2 separate regions of the Homo sapiens genome follow, and region 2 is linked to region 1. Evidence: read pairs that join two places in POLR2A ChIA-PET (ENCODE). Cell type or tissue: A673. All regions are shown on one strand. Links, peaks and the distances in the headings refer to the core of each region. The heading gives the core; the rest is flanking DNA. Region 1 overlaps NRXN2 (neurexin 2). Region 2 overlaps LINC02723 (long intergenic non-protein coding RNA 2723).

Region 1 (4,383 bases), core at 236-4,235:
GTTGGAAAACCCCGTTGCCGACTCTGTGTGTGTTACTAACACGCTTATAACCCAGGGGACCAAGGGATGGGCAGGGACAGGTGGGGCAAGGTATGAGTGAAAAACCGAACTAACCTTTCTGTCTCATCTGCGGAATGTCAGCCATCTTTAAGTCTTTGGTTTCTTGGTCCAGTTCTTTTGTTGTTTTCTTCTCTACTAACCAAGGTCTCTAACTGTTCCCCTTCTCTGCAGACGGCTCTTCTTCGGGGAGGGGATGGTGGGGAAGAGGAATCCAGAGGAGGGGCGGGGTAGGGATGGGGAGAAGAAAGGACTTAATTTTTCTGTGTGTTTTATTTCTCCTCCCCCCATTATAATTTAATTTTCTTTAAACAAATACTTTTGCTGAACCTAAGGTGGGAGGGTTGGAACAAACAACCAAATATATATGGATATATATTTTTTCCTCGTTCCTTGAGTTTCACAGTTGGTCATTTTATTTTTCTTTTCTTTTCATTCTGTTCTTTTGTTGTTGTGTTTGTTGTTGTTTTTTGACACCCCCCTCCTCCCCATCCCCCCATATCTCCGGTGAAGCACGCAGGGATTGGACACGCTATGGTAAACAAACTGCATTATCTGGTAGATATCACTCTAATTGTCTTACCGTTTGGTTTGCCGTGGGTTTTTTTAACTGTTCGATTCTCCCTCTTTTGTTTCCTCTCCCTGTTTGGTTTTTTGGTTGTTTTGCTCTTCCAATTGTTTTTTGCGTCCTGGACAATCTTTAGATTTTGCTTCTCTTTTAGTTTCCCTCTTTCCCTTTTCTTTCTTTTTTGGTCCAAACTGAAATACAAAAGACAAATGGAAATCGAGGAATTTGGCTTGTCCCTGCTGTAATCCCTAACTCCTGAATTCAGATTCCTGGCCAGAGAGACCTGGGGGCAGGCCCCATGTTCATCGGCTCTGGTTAGACCAGCCCCGATGCCAGGCTGCTTATTTCTATTGCTTTATTTTGTTCTTTTCCCTCCCCTCCCTTGTTTTTTCTCTTTGATTTAGTTTCTTGGTCTCCTGAAAATCCATGGAAAACACCATCCCATGACATGCTATGCTCTGCTCACTGTCAGCTCCCTGGACAGGGCCGCTCAAGTTTGAGGAGGGGTCTGGGGGTGAGACCTCCAGTGGCAGCCAGTGGGGTGGGTTCCCAGGGGTGGAGGGCATGGCCTTGGGAGATGCGGAGCTGCCTGAGATCAGTCCAGACCTCATGCAAATCATCAGTTCATAGCAGTTTGGGGGCTGCCCCATGCTGGCTGCTCTGGGAAAGGTGCCATCCCCTCCCTCACTTCTCAGCCTTGAGGGTTCCTGGTTCCATGTCCCCCACATTTTGCATGGCATGAATGGTCTTTTCCCCTGACCAGGGATAGCGTCCAGTTCCCCCAACTGCTCCGCTGCTCTGACTAACACTGTGTTTCACACTGTCTTCCTTCCCGTCACCCCCTGCCCTCTCTGCCCGCTGCCTGCCCCGCATGGCCTCTGACAGGGGCTGGTTTCCTTCCCTGTTGAGGGGAGCGAGAGGAGGAGGCCTGCAGGGGTGGGAAGGGGCAGCATTGGTTGTCCTTGTCACCGAGCTCCTCTGTTTGGGTTAGGCTCAGTCCTGGTGAGTGTTGGTGTGGGTGTCTGTGTAAATGCAGCTGGTGTGTGTTGGTGTGTGGGTGTGACTGTGTGTAAATGTTGGCGTGACATTTCGGGGTGTTAGTGGGAAGCTGTACTGTGTGTGCGAGGCTCTGCTGGTGACTCTCCACGTGTGAGCTGGTGTGAGCTGGGGGCTGCGTGACTATGTGGGTTTTTGAGCCTGGTGAGGACTCTGTGTGGAGGTGGACTGTGGAGACTGGCCCTTCAGTTGCAGTGCCATGGCAGTCAGGAACAGGGAAGGAGCTGGGGCTAGCCCTTTGCTCCTTGCCTTGCCTCAGAGTGTGTGTGCGCAGGCCCTGCTGCGTGTGATCCCCTGGGATTCCCTCGTGCCTGCCCAGTCCTGGCTCTGCAGCAGCAGCCGGTTAGTCATCGCCTATTAATAATGCAGAGTGACTGAACACCAGGCTGGGGACCCTGCAGATGGACGTGTCTGCTCCCGTGGGGCAGCTGCCTGGCCTGCCCAGCCTCCCAGGTTTGTATGGCTGGCTGGTGAGGAGGGAAGCGTGACAGTTGGGGCTCCCAATCTGAGTGTCTCTCCCACTTCCCTAGGAGGCTCTACCTCTGAGGCTACATCTGGCTTTTCCTGATACTTTTGCAGATCCATGTTTTCCTGCACCCATATAGACTAGTGCCCATGGCCAAAGCCATTCCAGCCCTCCCCAATTTAAGACCTCAGGTGGCCACTCCCAGTGGTCTTGGTGTTCCAATGGGGCATACAGTGCCAGGTTTCTTGTTCCTCCAGCTGCTGCTTCTAGGAGTTAGCTGCTACCTGCCCGGCTCAGGCCAAGCCATTGAGTACCTGTCAGGAGCTGGCCAATTGGAACTTTCTTTACGGTGCTTCACTAGATAACCAACCTGTGACTTTAGGGACAGAAGGGAGGCAAGATCAAGCCATGTGGTACACCCCAAGCCTCTGGGGAATACCATCCTAGAATTAGGACCCAGCAGACTTTCCATCTAGCCTCAATTTGGTTAAAAATTGACCACATGGGCTGAGTCTACTAAAGCTCAGTTCCCTTATCTACCAAATGGGCTAATAGTGGTAGTATACCTGCATTGCCTACTACATGGGGTCAGTGTGAAGATCAGGTAGAGTAATAGAAGTGAAAACATTTGTACTCTGTAAAGGAAATTGTAATGTTACTAAGCTTTATAAAATGTTAACTGGTTATCTCAGTGTTTCCAGGGCAGGGATGTTTTGTAAAGAAATGATTCTCTTCCCTAGCAAACCCTGGAGAACACAGCATCTCTGGCCCACTGGAGATCCTATTACCATCTCTTCTTAAGAATCAGTCCCAAAATAACTGTATGAAACCCTAGAATGCTTCAGGAATTGGGCTGGAGAAGAGGAAGAAAAATGAATGACTTGATTAAATTGGTTAAGAAGCAACAACCAGCTAGGCACCTGTAATCCCAGCTACTTGAGGCTGAGGTGGTTAAGCTGGTTAAGAAGCAAACAACCTGCTGGGCTCATGCCTGTAATCCCAGCACTTTGGGAGGCTGAAGTGGGTGGATCACCTGAGTCCAGGAGTTCAAGGCCAGCCTGGCCAACATGGTGAAAACCTGTCTCTACTAAAAATACAAAAAAATAGCTGGGTGTGGTGGTGGCCATCTGTAATCCCAGCTACTCGGGAGGCTAAGGCAGGAGGATTGCTTGAACCTGGGAAGCGGAGGTTGCAGTGAGCTGAGATTACGCCTCTGCACTCCAGCCTGGGCAACAAGAGTGAAACTCCATCTCCAAACAAAACAAAACAAACAAAAAAAGGAAGAAGCCAACAACCAGCTATGCACCAGTAATTTCAGCTACTCAAGGCTGAGATGGGAAGAGTGCATGAGCCCAGGAGTTCAAGACTAGCCTGGGTGACATGGCAAGACCTCCCCACCGCCTGCTTTTTTTTTTTTTTTTTGGAGACAGAGTCTTGCTGTGTTGCCTAGGCTGGAGTGAAGTGGCGCGATCTCGGCTCACTGCAACCTCTGCCTCCAGGGTTAAAGCAATTCTTATGCCTCAGCCTCCTGAGTAGCTTAGACTACAGGTGCATGCCACCACTCCTGGCTAATTTTTTGTATTTTAGTAGAGACAGGGTTTCACCGTGTTGCCAGGCTGGTCTCGAACTGCTGAGCTCAGGCATTCCACCCACCTTGGCTTCCCAAAGTGTTAGGATTACAGGCATGAGCCATCGTGCCCCAGCAAGGCACCATCTCTAAAACAAACAAACAAACAAACACCCTATCTCTAAAACAAACACACACACACACAAACAAAACAAAAAAAAGTAAACAATACTGTCTTGTTTCAGTCCTGGAAAGGAAAGTATCTGCTAAATTCTGAGTCTCTAAAGTCTGCACTTTCCTGCATGAGCAATACTGACTGATAAACAGACCTGGTTGCCTTTTGGTGGCCTCATAGACCTTCATAAATCTGTACTAGGAATCAGCTCTTTCAGCCAAGACCAGAGTCAGAGGCCTTGTAACAGGGTTCAATGTGTTCTGATTCCCAAGGCATCCCCCAGACAGGTTTTGGTTAGTTTCCAATTTATTTTTACTAACTCATTTATATGGACTATTTTCATGTTGTTTGAGCACTTCTTCTTGGGGGAGAGGGTGGATATAAAGCAAAAAGGCCAACCTTGAGAAGGTTGAGAAGTTCGGATTAGGTGTGATCAGGCTGATGGAGTTTGCTTGTACAAATAATGATAGTTCTTTGTACACACACTGGGACTC
Region 2 (4,383 bases), core at 224-4,223, 280 kb after region 1:
GGCAGATCTCTTGACTTGAGGTCAGGAGTTCGAGACCGGCCTGGCCAACATTGTGAAACCCCATCTCTACTAAAAATACAAAAATTAGCCAGGCATGGTGGTGCATGCCTGTAGTTCCAGCTATCCGGGAGGCTGAGGCACGGGAATTGCTTGAACCCTGGAGACAGAGGTTGCAGTGAGCCAAGATCACGCCACTGCACTCCAGGACTGTATCAAGTTCACTCCAAAAGTGGAGAAGAGCCATCTGGACTGCAACTGCCACCAAGGGAAGCCACACTTCAGCCAAGTGGGGCCCTCCACCTAAGGCCGAGCATGGTAAGACACTGCAGAGGAAGGGGTCTTGACTTGAATTCATCTGGGCTTTGCCTTAGAGGGAGAAAGGTATTGCATTTTTGGACTTCAATCATGGGGGCTCCTGTTTACCTTGCAGCTGTCTTATGTTGCAGGTTTTGATGTGGTTCTCAATGTTCAAACCCCACTGGGAGTTATATTACACAGTGTCGTTTGACCTAATTTAAGATAGGAAATGGAATAAGAAATGAATTTTCTTCCTAGGTGTCACACAGCTGTAGCCGTTAGGAATGTCTCTGGATGCAATGAATAGAAAATCTACATATCAGAGGCTGAAGCAATAAGAGGCAGCAGCGTGGGTATGGGCTATTCTGGGTTTGGGGAAATAGTTCAGAGATGTTATCCGGGAGCCAAGTCCACTTTTATTGGCCTTTTATTGGGAAGAAAGGAGTGTTCCTCTCATCAAGAAGTAAAGTGTTTCCCAGAAGCACCCCCTCCTCCTCACATTTCTTCACATCTCTTTGGCTAGAACCGCATCACACGGCCACCCCCAGTTGCAACAGAGACTGGGAAGGTGGAGTATCAGATGGAAATCCTATTGTCAGGACCCAGGCTGAGCATGCTGCCTCCCCACACGAAACCAGACTTCTGTTAGCAAGAAAGATACAAGATCGCCGGCCACTATGGTTATTGACATGTTGTGCTGTCATCTTCCAAAAACTGACGAGGGCCAGGTGCGGTGGCACACACCTGTAATCCCAACATCCTGGAGGCTGAGGCAAGAGGATCACTTGAGGCCAGGACTTTGAGACTAGCTTGGGCAACATAGCGAGACCCCCATCTCTACAAAAAATAAAAATAAAAATTTTAATAAAAAAAATAGCCGAGCATAGTGTCATGCACCTGTAGTCCTAGCTACTTAGGCGGCTGAGGCTGAGGAACTCCTGAGCCTGGAGTTCAAGGCTGCAGTGAGCTGATTGCTTCACAGCACTCCCTCCTAGGTGACACAGCGAGACCTAGTCTCTTTAAAAAACAACAACAAAAAATTACAAAGAATTCAACAATTTAAAAGTACAGCCCAAGGCAACCTACAGAATTGGAAGAAATATTTGCAAATCATGTATCTTATAAGAGATTAATATCCAGAATATAGAAATAACTCCTGCAACTCAACGACAACACAAAAATCCAGTTAGAAAGTGTGCAAAGGGAGCTAGGCGTGGTAGCTCACACCTGTAATCCTAGCACTTTGGGAGGCTGAAGCGAGAGGATCACCTGAGGTCAGCAGTTTGAGACAAGCCTGGCCAACATGACAAAACCCTGTCTCTACTAAAAATACAAAAAAATTAGCTGTGTGTGGTGGCAGGCGCCTGTAATCCCAATTACTTGGGAGGCTGAGGCAGGAGAATCTCCTGAACCCAGTGGGGGGAGGTTGCCATGAGCCGAGATCATGCCACTTCACTCCAGCCTGGGCTAAAGAGCGAAGCTCCATAAAAAAAAAAAAAAAAAGAAAGAAAGTGTGCAAAGGACTTAAATAAAAATTTATCCTGGCTGGGCACAGCCAGGCACAACTACTCAGAAGGCCGAAGCAAAAGAATCACTTGAACCCTGGAGGCAGAGGTTGCAGTGAGCCAAGACTGTGTCACTGCACTCCAGCCTGGGCAACAGAGCAAGACCCTGTCTCTAAAAAAAAGAGAGAGGCCAGACGCGGTGGCTCATGCCTGTAATCCCAGCACTTTGGGAGGCCAAGGCAGGTGGATCACCTGAGGTCAGGAGTTCGAGAACAGCCTGACCAACACGGTGAAACCCCATCTCTACTAAAAATATAAAAATTAGCCAGGCGTGATGGCGCATGCCTGTAATCCCAACTACTGGGGAGGCTGAGGCAGGAGAATGACTTGAACCCAGGAGGTGGAGGTTGCAGTGAGCCGAGATCAGGCCACTGCGCTCCAGCCTGGGCGGCAGAGAGAGACTCTGTCTCAAAAAAAAAAAAAAAAAAAAGAATTAGGGACAGTGTCAAGTCCGTCCATTCTGGCCACAGTGTCCAACTTCAGGGACAGTAGGTGGCTTTTGGGGCACAGAGCCAGAGGCTGCAGTGGGGCCAGGCGTGGCACCCAGTGTTCAATGGTGGCAGCGGCCGATCGCTCCCGTGGCCTGACTTTGCCTCGGGTTCTGGGAGCTGCACCCTGTTTCTGTGGTTCTCCAGCCTTCCTGGTACCTCCTGAATCCCTTCCAGCCCCCATGGATAAAGTTAAGTGCCTCCCTCTCATGTGCTCCCTGGAACCACCTCCCTCGCGGCCTCATCAGCTAAGGTCTTTGTCCCCACACCACATGAGCACCCACTGAGGGCAGGGACAAAGCTTCATCTTGTCCACTTCTCTATCCCTGGGCCCAGCTCCAGCCTTACATGTAGAGAAAGTTCTCGTTGTGAGTGAATGCATGGCTCTTTGGAAACAGAAACAGAACCAGGAAAGGATTGACCCAAAGTCCGCTGCAGAGATTGAGCTCCCCCAGCCCCAACAGGGCCCCCCGCTACAGAGGCCTGGGGAACAACCCCAGAAGGGAAATCAGGAACCAGCCCGGGAATGGAATGTCCTAGATCTACCTGAGATCAGGACCCTCCTCCCCTTCCCAGCATGCAGTGACCTGCAAGAGTCACACAGGAGGGAGTCCTGGGACCATTCTCCCTCCTAGAAAAAAACCCTAAAAGACAAAGCTGTAGCAACTGCCTTAGAAGGACAGGCTGAGTGGCCGGGCGCGGTGGCTCATGCCTGTAATCCCAGCACTTTGGGAGGCCGAGGCAGGCAGATCACCTGAGGTCGGGAGTTCAAGACCAGCCTGACCAACATGGAGAAACCCCGTCTCTACTAAAAATACAAAAATTAGCTGGGCGTGGTAGCAGGTGCCTGTAATCCCAGCTATTTGGGAGGCTGAGGCAGGAGAATCGCTTGAACCTGGGAGGCGGAGGTTGCAGTGAGGGGAGATCACAGCACTGCACTCTCCAGAGCCTGGGCAATAGAACGAGACTCCGTCTCAAGGAAAAAAAAAAAAAAAACAGGCTGAGCTCCCTGGCTTGTGGGGAGAGAGCAAGGGGCCTGCCCAGAGCTGAGTGATCTGGGATGATGGGTGCAAGGGAAGATGACCTCCCTGCAAATTAATGAGGCAGCTTTCTGTTCATAAACCACCTGCCATGACAAGCCTGGCCTGTTCCCAAGACAATGTCCAGGCTCAGAGCAAGCCAGATCCAGAACAGTTTCCAAACTACATTCCAGGGAACCCCAGTGCTCCACAGGCATTGCTGGGTGTGCCATGGGGAGCCTTGAATTAAACACATATAACAATGCAGGACTCCTCAGAGCATTTAATGCGCTGAGGCCCTTGATGACTTTCCAAGAGGCAGCACAGTACACGGCTGATGACAACATTTTTGCTGAGCATCTATCATAAACTTCCAACCTCCTTGAGCTCCAAGGAACATAGCTTGCAAATGCTGCTGTGGGCAGCACCCCACTACCTGCCACTGAGAAACTGAGGTCCCATCTCTTAAGTCTCACTCCCACCCTCTGCTGGGGGCAGTGGGGAGCCAACCTGTCCTCCCCTTGCGGGGCTCTGCACACATTGCACACGTCTCCCTCTGGGGAAAGGGGTGCCAAGGAACTTCTGGGCCAGCTGAGCCAAAATACAGACTTGGAGTGTGAACTGGCCAAGTCACTGCCTCCTCCCTGAGGGTCCCTCCCTTTGGCACCCGCCACCTTATCTCCAGAGAGGCCACCGTGGCACAGAGCCCCAGGCTCCACAGGTGGCTACTGACCGTCACCCACCTCTGGGCCAAGTCCACTCTCTTTTTGTTTTCTTTTCTTTTCTTTTTTTTTTTTTTTTTTTTTTTTTTTGAGACAGAGTCTTGCTCTGCCCCCCAGGCTGGAGTGCAGTGGTGCAATCGCAGCTCACCGCAACCTCCACCCACTGGGCTCATGTGGTTTTCCTGCCTCAGCCTCCCAAGTAGCTGGGACTACAGGCGCGGGCCACCACTAAATCTTTGTATTTTTTTAGTAGAGATGGGGTTTCACCATGTTGGCCAGGCTGCTCTCGAAC

The links. Peaks named below come from ENCODE experiments on the same cell type or tissue, not always from the same donor. Only the 100,000 strongest peaks of a DNase experiment are listed, where the experiment ranks them.
Region 2: POLR2A ChIA-PET joins it to region 1 with 7 read pairs; 3 of 35 experiments call an interaction of 5 or more read pairs at or near these places.

Annotation. Positions count from the first base shown.
Region 1 is chr11:64,673,225-64,677,607 of GRCh38, reverse strand. It overlaps NRXN2 (neurexin 2), which reads left to right. Exons shown (of 23, transcript NM_015080.4): 7 at 571-615. Among named protein-coding and RNA genes, the nearest start is that of NRXN2-AS1, 32 kb to the right of the region's middle. In A673, for the core only: no CTCF peak of the experiment used is centred there; a DNase peak (open chromatin) is centred at 1,997; H3K27me3 peaks cover 1,324 bases.
Region 2 is chr11:64,391,137-64,395,519 of GRCh38, reverse strand. It overlaps LINC02723 (long intergenic non-protein coding RNA 2723), which reads left to right. Exons shown (of 2, transcript XR_007062719.1): 1 at 1-315; 2 at 556-1,178. Among named protein-coding and RNA genes, the nearest start is that of LINC02723, 2.5 kb to the left of the region's middle. In A673, for the core only: no CTCF peak of the experiment used is centred there; no DNase peak of the experiment used is centred there.